3 separate regions of the Mus musculus genome follow, and all the other regions are linked to region 1. A link is a loop called in an ENCODE intact Hi-C map of the cell type or tissue named here. Cell type or tissue: left cerebral cortex. All regions are shown on one strand.

What was found. Hi-C counts contacts between places; a loop is a spot of excess contacts. Peaks named below come from ENCODE experiments on the same cell type or tissue, not always from the same donor. Only the 100,000 strongest peaks of a DNase experiment are listed, where the experiment ranks them.
Region 2: it touches region 1 in a loop (4-fold over the local background); 6 of 42 quality-filtered maps call a loop at or near these places.
Region 3: a loop joins it to region 1, with 8 times the contacts of the local background. A loop is called at or near these places in 2 of 42 quality-filtered maps.

Annotation. Positions count from the first base shown.
Region 1 is chr2:27,160,297-27,168,296 of GRCm38, forward strand. It overlaps Dbh (dopamine beta hydroxylase), which reads left to right and starts at 5,211. Exons shown (of 12, transcript NM_138942.3): 1 at 5,211-5,570; 2 at 7,877-8,000. The coding sequence starts at 5,220. Dbhos (dopamine beta hydroxylase, opposite strand) reads right to left here and starts at 2,407. Exons shown (of 7, transcript NR_040524.1): 1 at 1,913-2,407; 2 at 1,290-1,561; 3 at 952-1,082; 4 at 1-83. In left cerebral cortex, a CTCF peak has its summit at 6,957; DNase peaks (open chromatin) are centred at 2,586, 3,746, 4,190, 4,701 and 3 more places; H3K27ac peaks cover 2,422 bases.
Region 2 is chr2:27,220,095-27,228,094 of GRCm38, forward strand. Sardh (sarcosine dehydrogenase) reads right to left here. Exons shown (of 21, transcript NM_138665.2): 12 at 6,983-7,066; 13 at 4,875-4,988; 14 at 549-687. Among named protein-coding and RNA genes, the nearest start is that of Sardh, 23 kb to the right of the region's middle. In left cerebral cortex, no CTCF peak of the experiment used is centred here; DNase peaks (open chromatin) are centred at 3,220, 4,931 and 6,674; H3K27ac peaks cover 961 bases.
Region 3 is chr2:27,091,651-27,099,650 of GRCm38, forward strand. Adamtsl2 (ADAMTS-like 2) reads left to right here. Exons shown (of 19, transcript NM_029981.2): 10 at 1,883-2,240; 11 at 3,753-4,122; 12 at 6,956-7,053. Among named protein-coding and RNA genes, the nearest start is that of Gm36882, 7.1 kb to the right of the region's middle. In left cerebral cortex, no CTCF peak of the experiment used is centred here; DNase peaks (open chromatin) are centred at 4,911, 5,216, 5,777, 6,408 and 1 more place; H3K27ac peaks cover 3,622 bases.

The sequences.
Region 1 (8,000 bases):
ATGTGGCTTTGACCAACAAGGAGAGCCAGGGTCAACACACAAGCACACACTTTGTCATCTAGGGAAGATCCAGGGCTGCAGACCTAACAGAGAGCACAAGAGGTTATAACTGTGACAGCAGTCCTGAGCAGGTTCCTTCTGTGTGCTGAGCAAGTGCCCAGGACACCCCCACTCACTTCCCTCTCATGGGTCCTCTCCAGGGTCATCCGTGGTACCCACAGTTCCTCACTCCTCAGGCTTCCTGTAGACAAGCACCTGGACATCGATGCCTGTGCCTTCTTTCACTGGGGAGGGTGTAAACTGGTTCTTTGTTATCTGTGTGATAGTTTTGGGGTGCACTCGTCCTGTCTAGTTGCCCTTGGGAAACCGCTCACAACCATACTGTTTACTCATCTCTTGGCCTCTCTCTCTCCATACCTGGGGTTGTCTTTCACATAACCATCTTATGTATCAGTCCTTACCCAGTGTCTGTTTCTAGCCTGACCTGAAGGTGCTTAGTGCTGATCATGCTGACTGAGTTGGAAGAGGAACAAAGTCTGGGGAAATGGGGCCAGGTTGGAGTACATGTGACCTTGCTGGTCACTGCAGTGCACCCTCAAACATGCAGTTCTGAGAACAAGCTTGTCCTGGGCCTCAAGAGAGCCCAACTCTTCCTCATCTAGAGGTTGTCATATTACCTGGCTTGGGTCATCTTTAAGCATCGAGTCAGTGATGTCTCTTCTAGACCTTGCTTCCATTGCTACATCCACACTGACCCTGAGCCTCCCATACCCTATTCCAGGGCTTCCCTTCCTCTTCTGGGTTCACTGGGATGACCTAGGACTATCTCTCCCTTCAAGATCCTCAGCCTGGTCTGAAGAGTGGCACGCCTGGTAAAGTCTTTCCTGTATAAGTTTGAGGACATGGGTTCAGTCCCCAGAACCCACTGTTATGTAGCATGGTGGCACATACCCCTAATGTTGGAGTTCAAGCAGAAGCAGGTGGATCTCTGTGGGTCACTGGCCAGCCAGCCTAGCTACTTGGTGACTCCAAGCCAGTGAGAGACCCTGTCTCAAAAACAACAACCAAATGGTTCCTGGCACCTGAGAAAGAATATCTGAGATTGTTCTCTGGTTTCCACATACCCATGCATATGCATCGCCCCCCTCACATACCCATGCATATGCATCGTCCCCCCCACATACCCATGCATATGCATCGCCCCCCCCACATACACATGCAAACATACATATCCATATACCTACACTCTACTAAACCACACCTAAAATCCCTATCCTCTGTGACCTTACCTATCCCTGCTATTGGATACAGCCATTGGAACATGATGTCAATCCCATGACACCTTGGGAACCAGGAAGCACCTTGAGGGTGGTCACATGCCTCTCTGGTACTCTTCTGGCCTTGGCCACCCAGCTCCTGTGGAATCATGCCAGTACAGTTGCAGCAGGGATATCCTTGGGGGATAAGCTTCACCTCTTTAGACTGGCAGATTTGGGTTGGCAGTGGGTGAAAGACTGCTGTAGAGTTGGTGATCGCTGAGATGACTGTTGACCTCCACGTGCTGTGTGGCCTCAAAAAGAGGGAAAACAATTTGTTAGTGTTGTGTGTGGTATGTATATATGTGTGGGTGTAGGGGGATATGTGTGTGTAGTGTATGGTTTATGTATGTGTGTGATGTGTATGTGTGCTGTGTGTGTATTGTGTATGTGATGTGTGTGTGTTATGTGTGGTGTGTGTGGTATGTATGGTGTGTGGGGTATATGAGGTGTATGTGTGGCGTATGTGGATGTATGTGTGTGGTATGTTATATGTGGTGGTGGGGGGAGGCTGCCTCCCCCTTCACCTTCTCATTACTCAGCACACTCAGAAGAGATGGCCCCTGAAGGAGACATCAAGGGTGTGGGTCACTCACACTTGAAGGCTTATGCATGGTGACCCGCTCAGGTTCACATGGGATTGCTGGACACCCCCCACACATGGCCTTGCTTGTAGAGATTGTCTTCCTGGCCCTGGATCCTTCTGTGGGTTTCAGCACTCCTGGAGTGGGCTCCAATGATGTCCATCCTGCAGATTCTTTCATGGCCGCTTTTCCTGGTGCTTTCCTTCCTAAAGCACAGACATACGTCATGGATCCATCCTGCTTCATCCTGGGACTTGTCCTCGGGAGAACGCGCCTTTTCAACCTTCAATCACAGCCACTGGGCTTAGGCTGAGGGGACAGAAGACAACTCCCCAAGGAGACATGTTGCCTGTCACAAGGTTGATATTGATCTGTCCCAAGGAAGACCGTAGGAGCTCGGCTTCAGGCTGGGAGTCCTGTGGCCCTGCTGCGGAGCTGTCTGCCCTGCCTAGTCTGCATCAGCTGCCCAGGCCAGCTTCCATGCCCTCACTCCAGTAGCTACACTGCTGGTTGTCACCGCCCACAGTCAGGACGTAGCCACAGATGGCCTCACGTGGCAGAGCCCATGGGGGATTACAGCTCCCAAAGGCTTCCAGCATCAGAGAAATTCGGGAAGGCAAGGGGCTTATTAAAACACTGAAATTGGTTCTAAATGAGGTCAGCCGTCATCGATGAGGCTTGGAGCGAAGCCAGGCATTTAGCAGCACACCGAGTCTATTTCCTGACATGGTGACAGTGACGTCCTGGGTGCCACCCCCAGCCCACCCTGGGAAGGCAGCTGACATAGTCAAACCCTAGCAGAGTCACCAGGGTGGGGGTGCAGGCAAGAGCAGGAGAGAAGGAAGGACAACACCCCGCGCCCTGGACCTCCCAAACACTACAAGGAGGTGAAACACAGACAGGATAGCTGACCACTGTTCCCTGTCCAGGGTCAGATCAGTCCGCTACAAGATTAATAAGAGGAAGGGCAGACAATGATAACAACAATAAATAAATTAAAAAGGCAACACTGAAATGTAAGGGCTGGGGAGATGGCTCAGGCAGTTAAAATGCTTGCTCATGAGCACGAGGACCCGAATTCAAATTCCCAGCACCCAGGCCTGGGTGTGATGGCACAAACTTTTAAATCCAACAGACAGGAGGCAGAGGCAAGCAGACAGATCTCTGTGAGTTCAAGGCCAGCCTGCTCTACATAGTGAGGATCTGTGTCAAAAATTTTATTTATACATACACACACACACACACACACATACACACACACATATATATATATATACATACATACATACATATACACATACATACATGCATACAAGCATAGAAGCATACATACATACATGCATGCATACACGCATACACACATACATACAAGCATACATACATACATACATACATGCATACAATACATACATAGAAAGGCTAGCTATAGATGCCCATGGGCCCTGCTGGCTCTGCCTCAACATCTGGGGTTTTTTCCAGATTTTAGTTCTGGTCAGCCCATCCTCATGACTCCTGTGGGATTTTCCTGATCTTGGCTGTCAGGGTACACTCCTACCCCTTATGTTGCTAAGAAAACCCATTTTGGGGTCCCTGAATGCTGTCTTGTCTGTGCCCTACCCTGCCCTGCCCTACCACAGATGGCTGCGTGACCCTGGGAACCCATCTTCCCCTCTGTGTGGTTCTATCTCCTTGTGTGTCAGATGGGGACAACCACAGGCTGGTCTCTCAAAGCCAGCAAAGCAGGCAGGCCTGCTTCCCTCCCCTGGTAACTACGAAGACTGGGTAATTGTTACTTCTGAAGTTGGCTGAATCACTTCTGCCAGCGTTCCAGCCTTGTTCCTAGCTGCAGAACGGGAGTGCTTTTTGAATCTGTTAAAAATAAATGTGTGTGTGTGTGTGTGTGTGTGTGTGTGTGTGTGTGTGTGTGTCACTCTGCTGTTTACTAAGAACCATGCTTCTCCTCTGAGCATCGAGCGCAACTGTTGCTCTCAGGCTGGATCCAGGAAAGGGACACTACTTGCTGCAGTCAGACTCCTGCTCAGCAGCCCTACCCTTCTTAGGAACCGACCTGGCCCTCGCTGCCCCAGGTGGCCCTAAGAGCTCATTGAAAACCAGGATGTGGCTAGCTAAGCCACACCCCACTCAGAGCCTGTGACTCTTGTCCTAGCTTGTGCAGAACAATGTGCCCATTAGCCCTGGTCATTCTGCCTATCTGCTTTCCAGAGCAGAGTTGGGACTATCTGGAGATCTCACCTGTGTGCAGGACTGAGGTCCCGTTTCCTCTGTAGAACAGAGCTCAGTGAAGAATCGGCCTTGCTGGCCAGAGGCTCAGGCTGGGCTACTGTGTTTCTGAGAAAGAAGCAGGAAGAAAAAGAGGGAGAGAAGGAAGGAGAGAAGGACTCACAACTAGGTTGGAGGGACCTATAGTCACAGTGAGGTACAGAGGTGGATGGCTTTGGATACAAGCAGCAGACCAAGTAGAATTTCCTGGTGTTGGAGGTATGGACAGTACTGGTTCTCATCATGAGACAGACAGGGCTGAGCAATAGGAAGGCCAACCTGTGCAGGGGCCCTATGGCAGGTTTGGGAGGGACAGCGCTGGGTACAGCTGACCTGAGAAGCAAGAGGAAGCCCTGGGTTTGAGAGCTTCAGGGAGATGGGAACAGGTATGTCCCCCACCCTCCTTTCCCCTAAGTACTGTCCCTACAGCCACGAGAGCCCATTCACCCCTTTCTGCCTGCCCTGCTGTCTCTGCACCCACTCCTTCTGTAGCAGCCGTGGCGCCAGCTGGAGCCCGTGGGGAAACAGGAGAAAAAGTGGGAACAGCCGGCCTTGGAGAGAGTGTCTAAACACGGACTATTTGGGGACTGCCTTTTATTTTTAGTTTGAAACTTATCCACCCCCCAGTATTGTTAAAAACAAGAGCCAGGAACCCACCACTCACTGTCACTCAGGAAAGAGCCCCTTAGACCTCAGTTGGAGCAGGTGGAGAGGACCTGGTATCTGGCTGCCTATGAGGCCCTCCGCAGGGCGTGGCTGGAGGTGTCCTTAGGACCTATGTCTGCAGAGAGTAGCTGTTTCCAACAGGCGTCAGAGATTTGTTGGAGGACATCAGCCACTCTGCTTCGATTCTCCTGAAGATGTCCATGTGTCATTAGTGCCAATTAGGGGAGATGTGTTTGCCCCAGGGCATGGACTGGTGGGAGGGCCACCAAGACAATTCAATTCCCCACCAGACAAATGTGATTAGGTGCAGCCTGGCCCAACCCCACTGGACAGGCATAAATGGCAGAGTGGGGTTGGGGTGCTCATCCCTGCCATGCAAGCTCATCTCAGCCACCAGCCTTGTTGGAGCAGCCTCCCAAGCCCCAGTGTCCGTGAGGCGGCTTCCATGTACGGCACTGCTGTGGCCATCTTCCTGGTCATCCTGGTGGCTGCACTGCGGGGCTCGGAGCCTCCAGAGAGCCCCTTCCCCTACCACATCCCCCTGGACCCCGAAGGGATTTTAGAGCTCTCATGGAACGTCAGCTATGTCCAGGAGATCATCCACTTCCAGCTCCAGGTGCAAGGGCTGAGGGCTGGGGTCCTGTTTGGAATGTCAGATCGAGGAGAGATGGAGAACGCAGATCTCATCATGCTCTGGACTGATGGGGACAGGGCCTACTTTGCGGTGAGTCCTCTGCCATCTTTCTGTCTTGTCCTCACGTCCATACCCCCCCCACACACACACACACAAGCTGGCTAGCTTCATACAGCCCTGCTCTACAGTCAGCAAAGAAAGCTTGCCTACTGCTTCTGTGTTTGATGTCACTAATCTGAATTAAGCCCTTCAGCGTCATAAGGACACTCACTAGAGAATGGAACAGTAAGTAGTCTCTCCTTGAAATCCTTGACTACACCCCCAAATAATGGTTGCAGCAATCCTAAGGACAGTAAGGGCAGATGGAGGACCCACATGCCATGAGTCCCCACCCACCCACACACACATGAGTAGAGACCCTGCATATCCTCCAGTTTTACAAATAGCAACTCCATGCCACACTACCAGTACATGTGCACCTGTTGTGGGCCAGGTGGCATATGGCTGAATAGAGCAGGCAGTATGCACACCAGCTTGGGACACAGAAACACGCCTTCTGTGCTATACTCAATGATGGTAAAGGTAGACACAGATACCACTGCAACCCGGGTGTGGGACAACCCCATCCTCACCACACAAGCTGAGCCCAGGCCAACAGAATGCCTCTGGTTCCTTCTGTTCAAAAGCTACCTGAACATCTGCATGCTAGGGTAGCAAACAGGAAATCTCCTACAGACCGGAGCATCCTTCAGGGCCCCTACAAGCTACAGGGATCAGTAGACGGAGGATAGATACCCACACATATCCTCTGTGGTTCTACTCTTTGTCCTCCTACCTCTACAGAGGGATGGACCATCAGGGCCTCTTCGGGATAGAATCTAACTCTGCATCTACAAGAGAAGAGATGGTTTCTTTATCCGATCATGTTTCTTCTTCATACTAGGCTAGCCTCAGCTTTGTGTTAATCCTCCTGCCTCAGCTTCCCCAGTGTTGGGATTATAGGTGTGAGCTACTAAACCTGACTAGGAGATGCTCTCTTGAGCTGAGCATGGCAGCAGCCACTCTCCCTGTTTCACAGTGAGGCCAGGCATTGGCTCAGAACTGTCAGGCAGGGTGACAGAGCAGGGCTGGCTGTACAGTGGCTCTGGAATCACAGTCTGTCTGAGGTGTGTGGGAGACAGAAGAGACTTGTTGGGTCCCAGTGGGGCTGACATTCCTTTCCCCCTTCGGGGTGCAGCTTTTTCAAGCTGCAGCTTCCACCAAGGGGGCCTTTTCCACCCCTGGCAGGTTTGTTTGCACAATGAATTCCTTTGAACACAGACATCAGAAACGGAGTTCTTTAGGCAGCAGTATGCTCAGGTCTGCACTGTAGCTTCCCAGCAGCAATGCCAACTGCCTGGCTGGTCCTGCTGTGAGTCAGCAGCAACCCCAACAGGAGCCCCACCATGAGGCTGTCCCTAGAGGAAATGTTGCTAATTTCTTGCAGGCTTTGCTTTCCTAAGCTGTGATAGCCCTGGAGGTAGGACTAAGTAGAAACAGCCCCAACAATCCTCACAACAGAGGCCTGTGATGGTCATGAACCCACTTGGTAGATGCCACCCCAGCCTGCTTCCCTTACCCTGGCCTGGAGCCCTGCAGGGGAAGGCAGGGAGACCTGGATCTCGGCTCTAGGAACTATTCTGGGGAAATGCTCACGCTTGCTGCCAATGCAGCTGAGGCAGCCTCCCCAACCCAGACCTCAGTTTAATCTCTCCAGGCAAGGCTAGCCTAGAGTAAGAGATTCCTAGGGTACAGTATTGAAGGCAGCGTTTGCTCTCAATTTTATGCAAGCATGGGGCACACACCTGGGTGAGTGAGTGCCACCTTAAATGCTACTCTGCCTCTTTCCACTCTGGCTCCATCATCATCTGTGTAGGTTCAAGGCTCTAGTCTCAAATGTCTAATCCTAGTGTGCAGTCCTGTGGGAAGCCATGTTCACCTTAACAATGCAGTACACTTCTTCAGGTCTCACTCTAAGCTCTGCTGTATGGCTAACTGTCTCTGGGCGTCTCAGGCACCCAGCTTACATGTGGTAGGTTGAAAGGAAGCTGATTTGGGGTACAGCTTCAGGTAGGATAGGCAACAGAATGGGGTGTAAATATGGGGGGCTAGAAAACTTGGTTCAAGGGAGGCCTGCTGCCCTTACATACACTGGGCCCTGGGTTTGATCCCAACACTGAAAAAGAATGAGACAGATAAAATCCAACGGGAGCAACGATCAGCAGCTTCCTAGCCCTGCTGGGTGTTCTGTGGAGCTGGTGACTCACTCGGGGTAGCGGCTGTGATCTCTAATAGAGATATGTGCTCCACCTGGGTAGGGGCTCCTTCCTGCTCAGACCCTGAGCCTGTCTCTGTAGGATGCCTGGAGTGACCGGAAAGGGCAGATCCATCTGGATTCCCAGCAAGACTACCAGCTGCTCCAGGCACAGAGGACTCGAGATGGCCTGTCCCTGCTCTTCAAGAGGCCCTTTGTCACCTGTG
Region 2 (8,000 bases), 60 kb after region 1:
GGGGTGGGCGGGTGACAAAAAAAAGTTGATTATCCCAAATATTTCACAGGATACACCACAACAAAAAGTGTTCATTATTTACGCGAGATTACATTTTAACTAAGCATTATGGATTTTGAGACAGGGTTTCTCTGTATAGCCCTGGCTGTCCTGGAACTCACTTTGTAGACCAGGCTGGCTTCGAACTCAGAAATCCGCCTACCTCTGCCTCTCAAGTGCTGGGATTAAAGGCATGCGCCACCACCGCCCGGCGCATTATGGATTTTTAATTCTGGCAACCATGCAGGGAAAGCACCACGATAGTAGGGGGGAAGTGACAGGGCTCGGGTGTCAGGAGGCATCTCCAAGTACTTGTGGCCCTGCCTCCCTTCTGTGAGCAAAAGGGGAAGGGGTCCAGGAAGGGGAAAGAAGAAAGGATGGAAAAGGGGAAAGACGCTGGGTTTGGGGTTGGTGACAGGGCATAGAGGGGCAGACAGTAGACTGGTTAGACCCAGGGGAAGAACAGCAGGCTGCCTGCCTGCTCCATCATCCCACCCTGGGCCCAGTACCTGGGGGTCGGTTGACATCTGCTGAGAAGAGCCAGTCTGCAGCCTTCCTGGCGTCCACCCCGAGCAGGTAGAACTTCCCAAAGTAAGACATGTTGAACACAGCAGCAGCCCCTCTGCAGGCCAGACATTCCTTCTGGATCTGGAAGGCCCAGTGGAGGACAGGCTTTGTGGGATTCTGCCCCTGAGGACATGGGGCTGGACCTTTCCTGACACATCTGCCCAGAACCTCCTTACCACTGCCCTCCCAGTCTCAGTCATCCCAGCTCAGGGGCCACCACAGCACACTGTTCTCTAGAACAGAAAGCACACAGAGGACACTGGGCACCAAGTCAGAAGTATACTCTGTCGTTCAAAAGAATTGCCCTAAAAACCAGGAATGGGAGCACAGAAGTAGGGAGGTAGAGGCAGGAGGACCAGAAGTCCAAGCTAGAGATGCAGCCTTCCTCTTCAAGAAACCAGAGAGAAAGTAAGCAAAAGCAAAAGGAAAGACAGCCACTATACAAAACCTACTACAGGTCTGTGCATTAACATGGAGCAGTCCTCAGGGAAACCAAAAGAGCCATTCTTTCTTCATAGCCCCCAAAGCAATAAAAATAAATAAAGTAAGCTTGTCAGCAGAAATGCAAAGTTCTTATTATAAAAAGTTAAGTGTGTGTGTGTGCGCGCGCGCGCGCGCGCGCGCGTGTGTGTGTGTGTGTGTGTGTGTGTGTGCACGCGTGTGTGTGCGTGTGGAGACCATGGGTTGACAACTAGTGTTTCCCTCAGTTGCTCTCTGTGTTACTTCCTGAGACAGCGTCCCTCACTGACACTGAAGCTTGCTGATTGGCTAGGCTGGCTGGGTCAGTATCCTCCTGTCTCTGCCTCTCCAGTACCTGACTTTTTATGTCCTCAGCTCCTCACGCTTGCACATCAAGCCCATTACTGACTGAGCCATCTCCTCAGGCCCTAGGAAGAATGTTTTTGAAAAAAAAAATGACCCAAACCAATGGGAAGATACCATAAGTGTGTGGCAAAGTGACCACACACTTAGGTTGATCTATAGATCGGACCCAGTCCCTACCACAGCCTCAGCTGGGTCCTTTGCAGGAGGTTAGGTCACACTAAAATTCACATGGAATTCACAGACTATGCTAAACAATCTTTAAAAGGAAGAACCAAGTTGATGCAGTCTCACTGCCTGATTCCAGCACTTGTTGGGGCAGGGGGAGGGGGACCACAGTAGACATAATAGCCAACATTTGCTGGGGAAAGAAAAAAAAATACAGCAGACAAAACAGTGTCGGGCTGAGCTGGTAATGGAGGTGTGTCCTAGTGGAGCAGAGCCCTGTCTGGAAATCTCCCTGATGGTGTTGGCGGAGATTGGTTTTTTTTCTATGAGAACCCCAGGAGAATTCCATGGGGATACTGAGTCCTCTCAGCAAATGGATGCCCACACGCAAAACAATCACATTTAAACACTTCATTGTGCCATGCACAAGACTCCAGACAAATGACAAACCCTTAGAAGAAAACCCAGAAATGTGTGTGTGTGGGGGGGGGGGGAGGCCCAGCCAACTCTTAGACATGATGCTGAAGGCATATGCCACACAAGACTGAGAGATGAATTGTACATCATCAAAACCTAATACATTTACACAAAAGAATTAGTTTGTGTTGCAAATGGTTCCATAATGACAGCAAAAAGGGAATGGGAGAAACTCTTATGAACTCCGCATCAATCAAATAAGGGACTCGCATCCAGGATATGTATTTATTTTAGGCTTGTATGTGGGCATGGTGCATGTACATGTATGGGCTGTGCCAATATGCAGTTGCGGGGGCCAGAGGACATTGGGTGTCTTAAGCTATCAATTTCCATCTTTTCCTCTCGAGACAGGGTCCCTTAGTGATCCTGTGTTGGGGATAGAGTGGGGGTGACTCCTGGTGACTGTGGGGCTTCCTTGTGGAGAAATGACATTGCCCCCAAGAACTTGCTGGGTACAGTGAATGGAAAGCTTTCATATAGATGAACTGGGTGCTGTGGAAATTATGTCTCAATAAAGCTGTTAACAACGAAAAGGAGTACACACCTCTCGCTGCCTCCTCTGAGGCACCGCTCAGCTGTGCCAACCTTACTTTCATTACTGAGGGCACAGATAGCGGTGGTGGGAGCCACTGCTATGGGCTGGACAGCCACTGTGTCTGGAAGCTGGACCTGTCTTCTTCTGTTCATCAGTAGTGAGATGGCTGCTACCAACTCTTGGTATCCCCAGGGCTCCGGAGTTCATAGCAGTACAGGAAAAAGCCTCAGAAATTCTCCTAGCATGGCCACAAAGAGCTCCTCATCACAAGGGTGACAGTGGAGGTCTCCAGTGCCACACCCATGGCTGAGCTGGGCATAGAAGCCAGCCTTTTAGACCTTGCAACTGGCTTCTGGGCAAACGCCAGACCTTGGCACAACATGCTGCCTCCTGAGGCCCCAGCTCTTCTGCCTCTCTCCAGACATCATTAAGGATCGCTCCCTGTCCACCAGGCTTTGAGGTGTCTTTTCTGGCACTGTGAGAGCTGCTGACCCAAACCCAAACAGTTCCCCAGGCTGACACTCGCTGTCTGCCTGGCTGGGGAAGCTGCCAATGTGGAGAACAAGTGTGTGTTTCATGCGCAGGGACTGTCTCTGGTGCAGTTGCGGAGGCTGGATGGAGCTGCTAAGCCAAATTGGCATCTTCCCCAAGCTTCCACACCCTCCAGGGCCAGGAGTCCCACAGGCTGTAGAAGCTGCAGGTGCCGAGGTGCCAGACGTAGCCATGTACACCCTTGAGGGGGTTGTGAGGACCGAGCACCGAGCTGGCCCTGCAACTGCTTTGCTCTGTGGAGCTCCTGACTTTTGCAACCACCTCAGAGAGCTCTGATCTGCTTTAATATCTGCTTGTCACAGAACCTTAGGGGAGAGTGATGGGAACAAATGGGCCTTTGCCTTCAGCATTGGCCACAACATGCTATTTGAGTCTGGAGAGACAGAGATACCAGTGACTTTGACTGTGAGGGGCCTGATGGCAGTCCCTGCCTGATATCTTCCTGATGCTTTGCCCACAGTCTAGGGCCAGGTTGAGAGCTTGGTTCTGCACCTACCTAAGATGCACAGTGAGACATCACATGCATGGGATCACAGGTGCCTCCGGCATAGTGACATACATGCCCAGAGACAACTTTAATTCTCAAAGGAGCTGGGAGACGTGGTATGGACATTACCATTGCTCAGTCTGTGTGAGCTGCCTGTGGGACACACGCTGCTGCAGGGATGCCTGGCCCCTAAGACTCAGCACCTCAAAACTCATAGGCAGAGAACCAAGCATATTGGGGGAGGACCACAAACTGCCTGGCCAGCTTCACCTGCCCACTTTTTGAGCCAATGAACAGATTCTAATGTTGCCATCATCCCAGCCCTGGTTTCTTCTGCTTTGTCCTTCCAGTGGCCTTGCGCACAGGGCCGGCAAGCCCACCTTGTTCTAGACCTACTCCAGAGTTATCTGGGAAGAAAAACCTTGGTTGATAAAATATCTCCATTCAGGTTGCCTATAAACAAACTTGTAGGACATTTTCTTGATTAACGATGGATATAGCAAAGCCTAGCTCAGAGAGGGCTGTGCTGTGCCACCCATGGTAGGTGGCCCTAAATTGTATAAGAAAGCAGACTAAGTAAGGTGTAAGGAGTGAACCAGTAAGGTTTGTCCCTCCATGGCCTCTGCTAATGTTCCTGCCTCCAGCTTCCTGCCTTGAGTTACTGACCTTCATGATGGACTACAGGCTGAAAGCTGGAATAGCCCCTTCCCTCAGGTTGCTTTGGGTCATTGTGTTTTATCAATAGAAACCTTAAAAGAGAGGCCAGCCTGGTCTACAAAGTGAGTTCCAGGACAGCCAGGGCTATACAGAGAAACCCTGTCTCAAAAAAAAAAAAAAAAAGAAAGAAAGAAAGAAAGAAAGAAAGAAAGAAAGAAAGAAAGAAAGAAACCTTAAAAGACAGCTACCCGAGCCAGCGGCCTCAATCCTACCTTTTGCTGCCCTCCAGCAGCAATACTGAAGGACCCTGACTGCTGGCAAAATTATAGTGCAGAGTAGAGAGGGAAAGAAAAACATTACATTGTTCCCACAAAACTGCTAGCTAGAGAGGTTGTGAACTTGTAGCAAGCAGAAGCCCCTCAGAAAGCAACCCCCCCACATGTGCGTGCAGAAATGACCACACACACACACACACACACACACACACACACACTGCATGCGCACACAGCTCAGCAGAGGCCCGTACAGGAGGGACAGAAGGCAGCTGTGGGCCCAGCTCAGGCTGCTTACCATGTGGTGGTGGGGTGGGAAGTCGAAGGTGTACTCATCGCCTAGCAACCTGCTGTAGGTGTAGTCCTTGTGTGCCTGGTTTCCGTAGGCCCCGTAGTAGTCGTAGTCAAGGACCTGTTACAGAAAATGAGGCCATCTTTCACTCTGCCTTCCTCTTCCCTCCCTGTTGTAGCTTGAAGGTAAAATGTCTCCCACAGGCTCACAAGTGAGCACTTGGTCCTCATCTGGTGATGCTGTTTGGGGGAAGATGGAAGGTTGAGACTTTATAGCCCAGTCCCACTTCCTTTCTGCTCCCCACGTCCTATCTGAAGACACAATATGACCAGCCGCCTCCGTTCCTACCACCATGTCTTCCCTACTATGACGCTTTGCCCTGCTGATATAGAGGCCCCCTTCCTTAACTGTATCCTGTGGCCATTTGGGCACAACAGTAAGAACAACATCTCACACACTCCCTCCCTTCTCTCTCCTCCCTCCACAAGCAGATACTAGGAAGAACATGACACAGGCCTGGTCCTGTCCTCCATAAAGCTCCCTCGGGGAACAGTTAGTGGATTTTAATGGATCAGGTAACACAAAGGTGCCTGTTCAGATAACAGCTTAATCCCTGCCTTACTGGTTCTGACTGGAGGATAGAGAAAAGCCTAGATACCAAGTGAGCTGGAGAGGAACTTGGGCAACTGTGAGTACTTCCGCCTGATGCTGGGACATCAGGGGAAGGGTGAAAGTGTGGGTAGGAGCCACCACAGAGATGGTGTCATGAAATCCCCACTCAAAGGGCCCACATAAACTCCCAAGGAGGGCCACCCATTCTTCAGATGGGGGAATCTGAATTCCAGGTGGTTAAATTCGCCCCAAGGTTTAGACCAAGCTAAGAAGCCAGGGCATGAAGCTAGGCAGGTATGACTGGTATCTGTGACTGTTCCTAAGAAACTCTGAGAAGGCACAAGTGTCTGGCTCCTCTCTACTGTCCCACCATCCCCTGAGATCTGTCACATGGGTCAGATGCCTTCCCTGTCCCCCTCCTCTGTGACCTCAGGCTCTGAGTGGCTTCCTCCCCACTGCAGAGGTGAATAAAGAATCTATGAATCTCTTCTTCCACAGCTGCAACTCTAACTGTAGGCTTCACTCACCTTTCAGGGATAAGAGCTGAACTCCGGGAACCGGGGATCTACCTTAGTTAACCTGTTATGCCCAGTGCCCCTGTCAGCCATGACATCTTTGAGGCCCTCCCCAGTATCTCTCCTTCTCCAGCCAAACATACTTCCCCTGGTCTCTGAGGCCCTAGAAGGAATATCCATCTGCTTTAACTCTACAAGGTTTTCCAGACTGGCTCCTGGGTAGGATATAAAGTCTTCTCACTGGAGGATCACGAGGCTTCCCATCCCACTAAGTACCTCTCCTTGCCTAAGACCTCCAGGACTGAGGCTCTGAGCCCACCCTGCCGACTCTGCCTCCAGGACCAGTGAGAGAAAAGGCCCTGTTACTGAGGCCCTGAGTTTGCCCTGCAGTGAGTCGTGGACCTGGCTAACTGAGAAGCCGGATGAGGGTCACGCTGTAACGCGATGGGGCTGATCTGCAGGAAAGGGTTAATTTGCACACAAGTGGGCCTCAAAGCCTCTGTAGTCTGCTCTCAGGGGCTGTTCCTAGGAAGCTCTGGGGAGACCCCTACAGCATCCCAGAGGCCAGCGTGTGGGATGGTTCAGTGGATAAACTGAAACACTGAGGCACAGTTCCTCCCACTAACAGCAGCTAACAGTTGGTGTTGCCAAATATACATTCTCGAACAGTGTGTGAAAGGGCCTGCATTCCTCCTCAGGGGGATCCTCCAGTCTGTCCACACTGTGAGTCTGTGCTGGCATCCAGGGCGTGCCCATGTGGGTGTGGAAAGCCGGGCCACTGCAAGCAAGCCTTTAAAGGAGTCTTACCGCTGAGGTGCTCAGGACTCTCTCAGCTTCCTGGGTGCGGACAACTGACCTGTCGCCACAGCCTGAGGCACACTGGATCAGCCTGACTTGGGTGGCTGGGAGGATGCTGAGATGGAAAGGGGTATGAGAGGCCCAGGGCCTCCCAGTTACATAAACCGGTGGCCAAGAGTCTTTGCTCACCTGAGCTGTTTCCTGGGGGTTGAACCATCCCGGCCGTTCCCATCCCTGTCGCTCTTGAAACACACAGCCTTGTCCAAGCAGCTCCTGGTGAAGACAGAGAGAGCCCATCACACAAGGCCAGACACCACACAGGATACGGAGCCAGGGCACCTACCACTCATACCCAAGAGTGCTCAAGGAAGCAGGTAGCTGCTCCTCCCCAGAGCTCCCACAGCGCCCTTGCCTCACAAGAATCCATAATCTAGAGAATGAGCTGCCATGTGCTGAGCTGTGCCTGCCCCCCAGCAGCACATATACTGAAGCCCAAACCACTAGTCTCATAGTCCAGAGACTGAGCCTATAGGGAGAGCATTGGGGTTAAATAAGATCAAAGAGTGGGTCCCAATCCCAGAGTGCCAGTCCAGAGAAGGACCTGCTGGGATGTGCTGTGCTCTAAAGAGGACATAGCAAGACAGTGGTTGTCTGCAGCCAATAAGGCTTTAGTCAGGAACCATGTCAGGGACAACTTGATCTTGAGTCTTCCAGAAAACAGAGATGGTATCCCAAGAAGACTGTGGTGAGATGTCTGTCTCTCTCTATGCTCAGCCTGGCTGCTCTGATACATGCCTGTACATACTCACCATGCCCTCTACCACCCAGACCCCACCTCCTGCACTGCTGCAGCCCTGGGGCAGACACCCATGTCCATCCGTCCATCTGTCCGTGTGTGTGTGTGTGTGTGTGTGTGTGTGTGTGTGTGTGTGCACATCTGTGTGGAGGACAGAGAACAACCTTGGAAGTTCCCACATGCCATCCACCTTGTGTTATGAGAGAGGGTTTTTCATTGAACCTGAAGCTCACTGACTAGGCTAGGACCCTCCTGTCTCTGCCTCCCCAGTGCTGGGATCACTGAGGCACAAGGCCCATTTTTATATGTGGGCTCTTCATGCTTACATGCAAACACTGCACCACCTGAGCTATCTCCACCACCCGGAGGCTGCTTTCAGGACATCTGTCTCTCCACTTGGCCTAAAGCCCC
Region 3 (8,000 bases), 69 kb before region 1:
TCAAGAAGGACCCTTTTAGCCCATGTGTCTACTTCCAAGGTGTGTGTGGGGTGTTTCTTTTTCTGTTTCCTGTGACTCTGTGTCTGTCACTTGAGATACTGTAAGAGAGAGAGAGAGAGAGAGAGAGAGAGAGAGAGAGTGAGAGAGAGAGAGAGAGAGAGAGAGAGAAAGAGAGAGAGGTGTGAACACATTGGGAGGCCACAAGAAAACTTCAGGGGCTGTCCTCACTAGCCTGTCTCTTGAGACAGGGTCCCTCACTGAGCCTGAGGCTCATCACCTCAGTTCGGGTGGTTGCCTAGCAAGCTCCAGTGCCTCAAAAGTTGTGTTGTAGAAGCACGCAGGTTTTATATGGGTGCTGGGGTTTTGAATTTGCTTGAACAGCAAGTGTGCTTACCACCACTGAGTCACCTACCCAGCCCCTCTGTTACTGTTTTCTGTTGCTCACCTTTATCAATCTAGGGCCTGCTCATATCTACAGCTGCCGGGGAGTCCAGAACTTGCCATCACCCCTTACCACCAGCCCTGCCATGGGAGGGTGTCCCACACTGTCTTTCTAAATGTCATCAGTGTTGCTCAGCCACCCACCTGTGAGCAGAATGTTCTGGGGCTTCCTGGTAGAAGTGGTCACCAGTGAGTTGCCTGCTCTTGAATTACCCCTCTTGCATTTGCACTCAGTGTGAGCCTCATTCGCTCTACCCTCCCTGTTAGCAGGCCAGCATGTTGTTCCAGAGTGTAAGGGTGCTCCTGGTGGGCTGCAATTCTCCTGAAGGCCCAGGAACAACTGTCTATTCTCTAGGATTTCCCTGGTGGCTAAAGGACATAACCTTACCAGATATATTGGTCTGGTGGTCAGGAGAGACTAGGCAAGGCCCAGAGGAAGGGCACGTTTAGGAAGGGAAGCTGTCTATGTGCATCTCTCCTAAGGCTTCATTAGCTGTTGAGATTTCACCATTTCCAATTATCTCGACCCAAATCTCTCTGTGAAGTGGGTCCCACTGCTGCAGCCTAACTCTGTCTGGTGGAGCAGACCTAGCAGGGTGAGAAGCTGACCCAGGCTCATTCTTCTCTTCTGCCTTCTCTGTCCTGAAGCTTTAAGCATCAGAGTTTCTTGACCACACCTGCAGTCATTTGCTTAGCCTGAAATGGTGTCGGCTCTCTTTGTCATCTTGCTCCAGTGAAGTGCCTTCCATAGTCCCTGATCCTGTCCTTAGACACCCTTGAGATGTCATCTGGATGGTACTCATTCTCTATCTGGTATCCTGCTATGGCTTGTCTTGGCTTTGTTTAGATTTCTGTGGGTTGTTCATTGCCACCCTCCAGGGCCTTGTTGCGCTCTGTGCTCTAGCTAGGCAGCTCTATGGCCCCATGAGTAGTTAGTCCTGCACCAAATCCACTACTGTCAGCTTCCAGATCTTAGGGAAGTGACTTTGAACAAAGGCACTGAAGTCTGTCTAGGGGAGAGGTCACTTGTGGTCTCTGTAAAGGCCTTGATTATCTCCTAGTAGCTTCATGACCAGGTGACCCTTCAATGCTGTCCTGGACAGGGGCATGGTCTGAATTTTGATCCCTCATTGGAGGCCCTTGAAGTCCTGGGTAGATAAAATGAGACCAGTGCTATTAGGATGTCTGGCCCATGATGGCAGTGACATGCAGTGTGTCCCCCATTTTCTGCTCTCAAAGTGACCTACCCCTCTCCCCATTTTGGTGTGCCTCACTCACAGTCTCAAGGCACAGCCGTCCTAGGACATTTGCATGAGGCCACATTCTTGGATCAGGTGTGATTCCTTGGGAAATGTACCCAGGGCTGTTTGGTCTCAAGGGTTTTTGGGTGTTAAGAAGGAGAGAGGACAGGAGCCGGGTCTCACTTCTTCTCCTTTCCCAGGTGTGGAACCAGAACGGCAAAAGCCCCTCTATCACCTTCGAGTACACCTTGCTGCAGTCACCTCACATGCACCACCTGCCGCCTGTCTATTACAGCTTCTCTGAGGCAGCCTCCCAGAGCACAGAGAGCACCGAGCGGCAGGAGCTGGACAGTGCCAGGCTGCTGGGCTTCATGCAGCACAATGGCTCACTCTACCGCCAGACCTCCTCAGAGAGGCTGGGCCTGAACAGCCAGCTGTTTCAGCCTCCAGCCCCTGAGGTGGAGCTAGGTCCAAGCAGAGGCCAGGAGTCCAACGAGGTGTGCAAGCAAGCCAGCGGTGGGGTCTGTGAGGGACCTCCCAGGGGCAAGGGTTTCCAAGGTGAGAAAGAGGAAGAGTGGGTATGGGAAAGGCCTGGGCTCCGCAGGGGCAGAGGCCTCAAGTGAGAAGTGTTGGTCTTCTTTGAAGTCTGCAGAAGAGGCTAAGGAGAATTTCAGTTGCTTGCACATCTCTCTGGGCAGGCAGAGTGTGAAGTCAGAGCTATACAGCCATAGTTCTGCAGATTGGCTATAGGGTGCTCTTGAACACCCAAATTCTCAGCTTCTTAGCTACTCAAATCCCTGTATACTGTGCTGTGTTTGCAGAGAACCTGCATTGATCATCAGAGCTGACCCCAGTACTAGATGCAGTGTGTGTGTACTGTGGGTAGCAATTGACTTTAAGTCAATGCAAGGTGACACAGGATGGAACTGGTATATCAGTGGGTTAGATACTTCTCTCGTTGATTTGACAAAATGCCGACTAAGCAACCCCAGGAAGGAGGGGAGGTTTTATTTTGGCTCCCAATCCCAGGAGATACTTTCCATCATGGCGGCAGGAGCTTAAGGCAGTGGGTCACGTTGCACCTGCAGTCAGGAAGCAGAGGGAGAGAAAGGAAGCTGGTGTTCACTGTCTCAATTGACCTAATCTAGATAACTCCTCATAGACAAGTGTAGAAAGCTTGTCGCCTTGGTGACTCTAGAGCCTGTTAAGTTGACAATCAATATTAACTGTCAAAATCTGCTTAATATAGATATAAGTCTTCCTCCTCCTCCTCCTCCTCCTCCTCCTCCTTCTTCTCTTTCTTCTCCTCCTCTTCCCCTTCCTTCTCCTCCTTCTGTGAGACTAGAACTTGCTGTGTAAACCAGACTGGTCTCAAATTCATAAGACATCCATCTGTCTCTGCCTTTGCCTTCCCAGTGCTAGGATTAAAGCTGTACGCCACCAGACCCAGACAGCATGAAATTCTTTTTCAAAATATTTGGACCCTTCACCCTCTGATTCTTAGGATGCAGACCCCACATTTGCTGAGGGTGAACCATATATGGCTGTCTGAGTCTGATGGAAGAGATGGGCTTAGAGAGAGGAAGTGATCTGCCAGCTCTTCTACCCTGTGGCTCACTTGGGTAGCACTGGGCCTAATGGATGTTGCTGGGGGTCCTGGGTGTGTTGCCTCACACATACTTCTTTCCTGTGCTGGACTTTTTGAGGTTTACGTGTCTGTGTTCTCTCTTCCTAGCCACGCACCAGTCATTTAAGATTCAACCTAAATCCAGGTTATATTATTTCATGAGCCTATAAAGATCCTCTTTCCAAACCAGATCTGATGCAGAACTTCCAGCCGAGCCTGGGCTTTGGGGACACTGCCAAACCGTCTGCAGTGATCATTGGGTTTCCTATCATTCGATGATATTGGTGTCTTATGGAGAAGAATCTGGGGACTCCTGCTTTTTCCCTGCCCCATGAATTCATCCTGTTCATGTAACTCACCTGTCACACACAGGAATGTGTGGGAGTAGGAGGGACAATCAACACAAGAGCAGCATGGCTGTTGAAACACCTGTCTCTCTGCAGACCACAATGCCACTGGGAGAGCTTTCTCCGCGGACAAGGATGACCGGGAGATCAGTGCCCATTTCACCTCCCACGAGCTTCTCTCAGCCAACACCATCTCCGACCAGCTCTTGGGCACAGGCTCTGAATCAGAAGAGTTCTCACTCAATGAGACCATGAATAGCATCTTTGCCCAGGGTGCTCCCAGAAGCTCCCCAGCTGAGAGCCTCTATGTGGATTATGAGGAGAATGAGGGGCCTGCTGCCTACTTGATCAATGGGTCTTACCTGGAGCTGAGCAGTGACAGGATCAACACCTCCTCTGAGGCCCCATTCCCCAACACCAGTGCCAGCCCCCCCAACTTGGCTGGGAACAGGACTCACAAGGCAAGGTAAGAGGCACTTCTCCTTGCCCTATCTTACTGCCCTATGGAGTAGGAGTCATTGTAGAGGGATCTAGCTAGAAGGGCCAGGAGCCTGGAGATAAGTGGGAAAGCACGGGTAAGTGAATCTGACATGAGGTTGTGAGTCTGGATTGTTACGTATCTTTCTAAAAGGTTGACAGTCCAAATGTCCCCAGATCTAAATGTCCTAAATGGGAACCATGTTGCTAACAGACTTCTGATGCTGGGATGGACTCAACGTTTTTTATGCATAGAGCAGGGAGTGCTCACAACTACCATGAGTGTTAGGCTCTTGGGAAGGAGCTGAGAAGGGACTAGCAGCCACATAGTCCAGAATCCCTAAGCCACATTCCAAAGCGTCCATCTGTTCTTTCCCTTGCCCCCTTAGCCCTGTGGGACAGACTGGATTCCTAGAGTCAAGTCATTAAAACAGGTTGTCAGCACTCAGAAAAGTGCAGCTCAGTGAGATGCCCAACCGACTGCCATCAAAGGATGCTGCTGGTGGGGACCAAAGATGGTCTGGGGAGATAATGGGCTGAGGGAGGCCATGGGGGAAACTACCAAGCCGAAATAGCCACATCTCCGAGTGTTGTCCAAACATAGGAAGTCAAGTCTGCTCCGGGAGCCGGTGAAATCAAAGGGACAGCCTAGAAAGGAAGGGCTATTTTCATCTTCTAGAGAGGCTTCAAACAATCCCGGGAGGGGCTGTCACCAGACACTTTGGGATCAGGCGTCTGGGATGCAAAGGCACACTCTGAAGCCTGGAGGGTGGTAGGAAGAGAATTTCTGGTTCATTTATAAACAAACAGTCATTTCAGAGCTCTGCTCTCTGGGGATTTCAGGAGCCTGTGTCCCGCCAGGCACTGGGCAAGAACCCAGAAAAGTGGCCACCGGTGTCTCAGAAACCATCACCGCTGAGGAAAGGGCTCTTCCATATTGGGGTGGTGATGGTTTCCAGGGTGTGGCACTTTTGGTGCACCTTCCAGCAAGAAAACCTGATAGGTACGCACTGTGATCTAAGCAGCACCCAGCACCCCACACGTGCCGGAGAGTGGGTGTAGACAGCCCCTCCAGAAATACCTTTAGAGCTTAAAATCCAAAGGGTTATTTTGAACCTGGCGGCTAGCTCTTGAGTCAGGGATGAGTCATGCAGGCTGTGGCTGAGAAGTGTGTAATTATATAAAGATGGAGGCTTCCACACCAAGCACATCTTCTCTCTTTTTGTTTTTTTGGGAGGAATTTAAGGCTGCTCAAGGCAGTGTCAGGGGCCCAGGCAGCTCCAGTGTTATCTGGGTCGAGCCTTAAAGGATAAACTCTTCTCCCCAGTTTTCTCCCCCTGAGGGGTTTGGCCCACCCTCAGTTGGTGCTGTGAGTGGGTCCCACTGGGAGCTCAGGGCTAGGATCTTTTGCTTTGAGACGCCCTTCCCCTCCCCTCAGTGTTGAAGCTTTGTTTATAAGCAGAGAAGAAGGCAGAGCTTTCCCTGCACAGAGCCTGGCTTAAGGACCAGTTTGAGGCCCAGGAGAGGTGGCCCAGGCCCTAGCCTCCCTCCTTTCCTGCCCCCACCCTCCCCTTGAGAATTCATGGAGTCACATCAGTAAACTCATGACTGAGGCTCCTGTGGGTAGATCATTTCCTGGGTTCTCAGAGCGTGACGTGCTATCAGGACAGCAGGGTAGTGTTCGTCTCCAGAGCACTCTCTCGGGAGACAAGAGCCAATCTGAGCCAAATGCAGGCGCAATTCTTACCCACTTGACTAACAGTCCTTACAGATGTCTCTACCATAGATTCACACTGAATGGCTTTTAGAATGTAATGGCCTATAACATCCACAGTTCTCGAGTGACTGTGGTCCCCAGGAAAGAGTCTGGTCCATTTAAGTCCTGTGAAAGGTGGTACTGCACCGCCCTTAGGTAGCCCCTTTTAGTTCCAAAGAAAGAAGAGCTGGGCTATGCAGCCCAAGGGAGCTGTGGTGATGGTGATGGTGATGGTGATAGTGATGGGCTGCCTCCTCAACTGCTCTTCTTGGCTCCCAGGGGTTATGAGACTCAGAGACTGTGTTCTTATTTGAGTGGCCAGGTCTTGAAGCAGATAACCTGGGTGGAGATAACAGTGCAGCAGCGGCTTCCTCCCCCTGCAGAGTCCCGCATAGCCTGCACAGAGGGTGTTGAGGCTGGTTCAAAGAAGCTAACAGTCCTAACAATACTTGGCTTCTGGCCAAGAACCAGAGCTGTTAGCTGGCCAGCCCCCAGCGTGCCTCTTCCCGTCAGCTGGCCTGTGCAGCCATCGTGGACCTGAGCTGCAATGCAGTGTGGGGACGAGGCCACTCTCCCTCCTGCAGCTGGGCTTTGTGAGTTTGAAATTTGGAAGCTGAGTGGCTGGTGTCCCCATTCATCAGAAACCCAACTGAGGGAGGCAGCTGGGGAAAATTCTGGAAGCGCTCAGGCCCTAAGGGCTTTCTGAGATTCCTTCTGGGGTGGGAAGAAGGAATCTGCTAGCGTGTGCGAGAAGACGGAGTGAGAAGCTGGTGGATGTTGAAAGAGCAGTTAGAACACTGGTGAGTTCCCCATTGCTCAGCGTTCCTCTGAAAGAACAGGGTGCCTCAATGCAGAGTCTCTAGTACCTGAAATGAGAAGTACCCACGTCTGCTCATGGCCAACATGTATGTCTCCTTTTCTGTTCCAAAGGGTGGAGCCCTGGTTTACATGGAGGGTACTTGCTGGAGCCCAGGAAAATGTGTCTTTAAGGGGAGTGTGTCTTAGAGGCAGACTAAGCCTATAAGCACCCAGCTTTCTCACCACGCTCTGTTTGACCGTGTTTCAGGACCAGACCCAAGGCACGCAAGCAAGGTGTGAGCCCAGCTGACATGTACCGGTGGAAGCTCTCATCCCATGAGCCCTGCAGTGCCACATGCACCACAGGTACTGAGGCTGGGACCACGGGGACACCTCCTCTGAGCCTGCCTTTATGGTGATCGGGCTTAGCTGGAGACTCCCGCATTCATGTGAAGTCCCAAGCCACCCCCAAAGAGCTTGCCTAGCTTGATCTGGGAGGTAGGGTGGGATGGCAGGAGTCGGGGAGAGATCACAAAAGCATCCTTGATCTCATGACCTGTTAGGTGACAATCAGGTCCAGGCCTCACTGGTTAGCCCTAATTATTCTCTGACACCTCAGGAGAGGGGCTTTTCAGAGTAGAGATGGGCATCTTCACTCTGCGGTTTTGCTCATACTGCATACTGGCCCTGACTGAAAACACACAACGCTGCCCTGTTCCTAACAAATTGGAAGCAAACAAACACCATACCCCATATCATACCCCAGTCTCTCGGGAAATTGCTACTGACCTCTGCCCACGACTACATTGTACCATGGCAAAGGTTCTTGTGGGATAAATGGAAAGGCACCATCTGCCTGGTCCAAATTCGTCCAGTGAATGCCATTTCTGCAGCCCTGCTGTGGGATTCTGAGGTAAGGCTGAAGCTGGTCCTAGCCCAGGAGCAGCCAGTCCACTGGCTCCAGCAGACAGATGAACCCTGAGACCCGTCTTTCACAGGGATGGCTTGTCAGGACCAAACATTTTAGCAGCTGTGTGGCCTCTGCTCTTGAAACCTGTTGAAACTGTGTATGGGCATGCTAGCCCATGGTCCTTCTAGCCATCCTGGCTGTGGGACCTACCATGTGCTGTGACTATGAGAACTTTCTGGAGGCTGGAGAGGTGACAACACTTGAGATGTCTCCAGGTTGAGGTAGCCCTGGTGGCAAGGTGCTTGATGAATGAGCCCCGGTAAGTGATGTCTTCAGGGAGAACATGACACCATTGTCTTTCAACACTTAGATGTACCCAGGTCAAGGAGCAGGGATGTTCTGT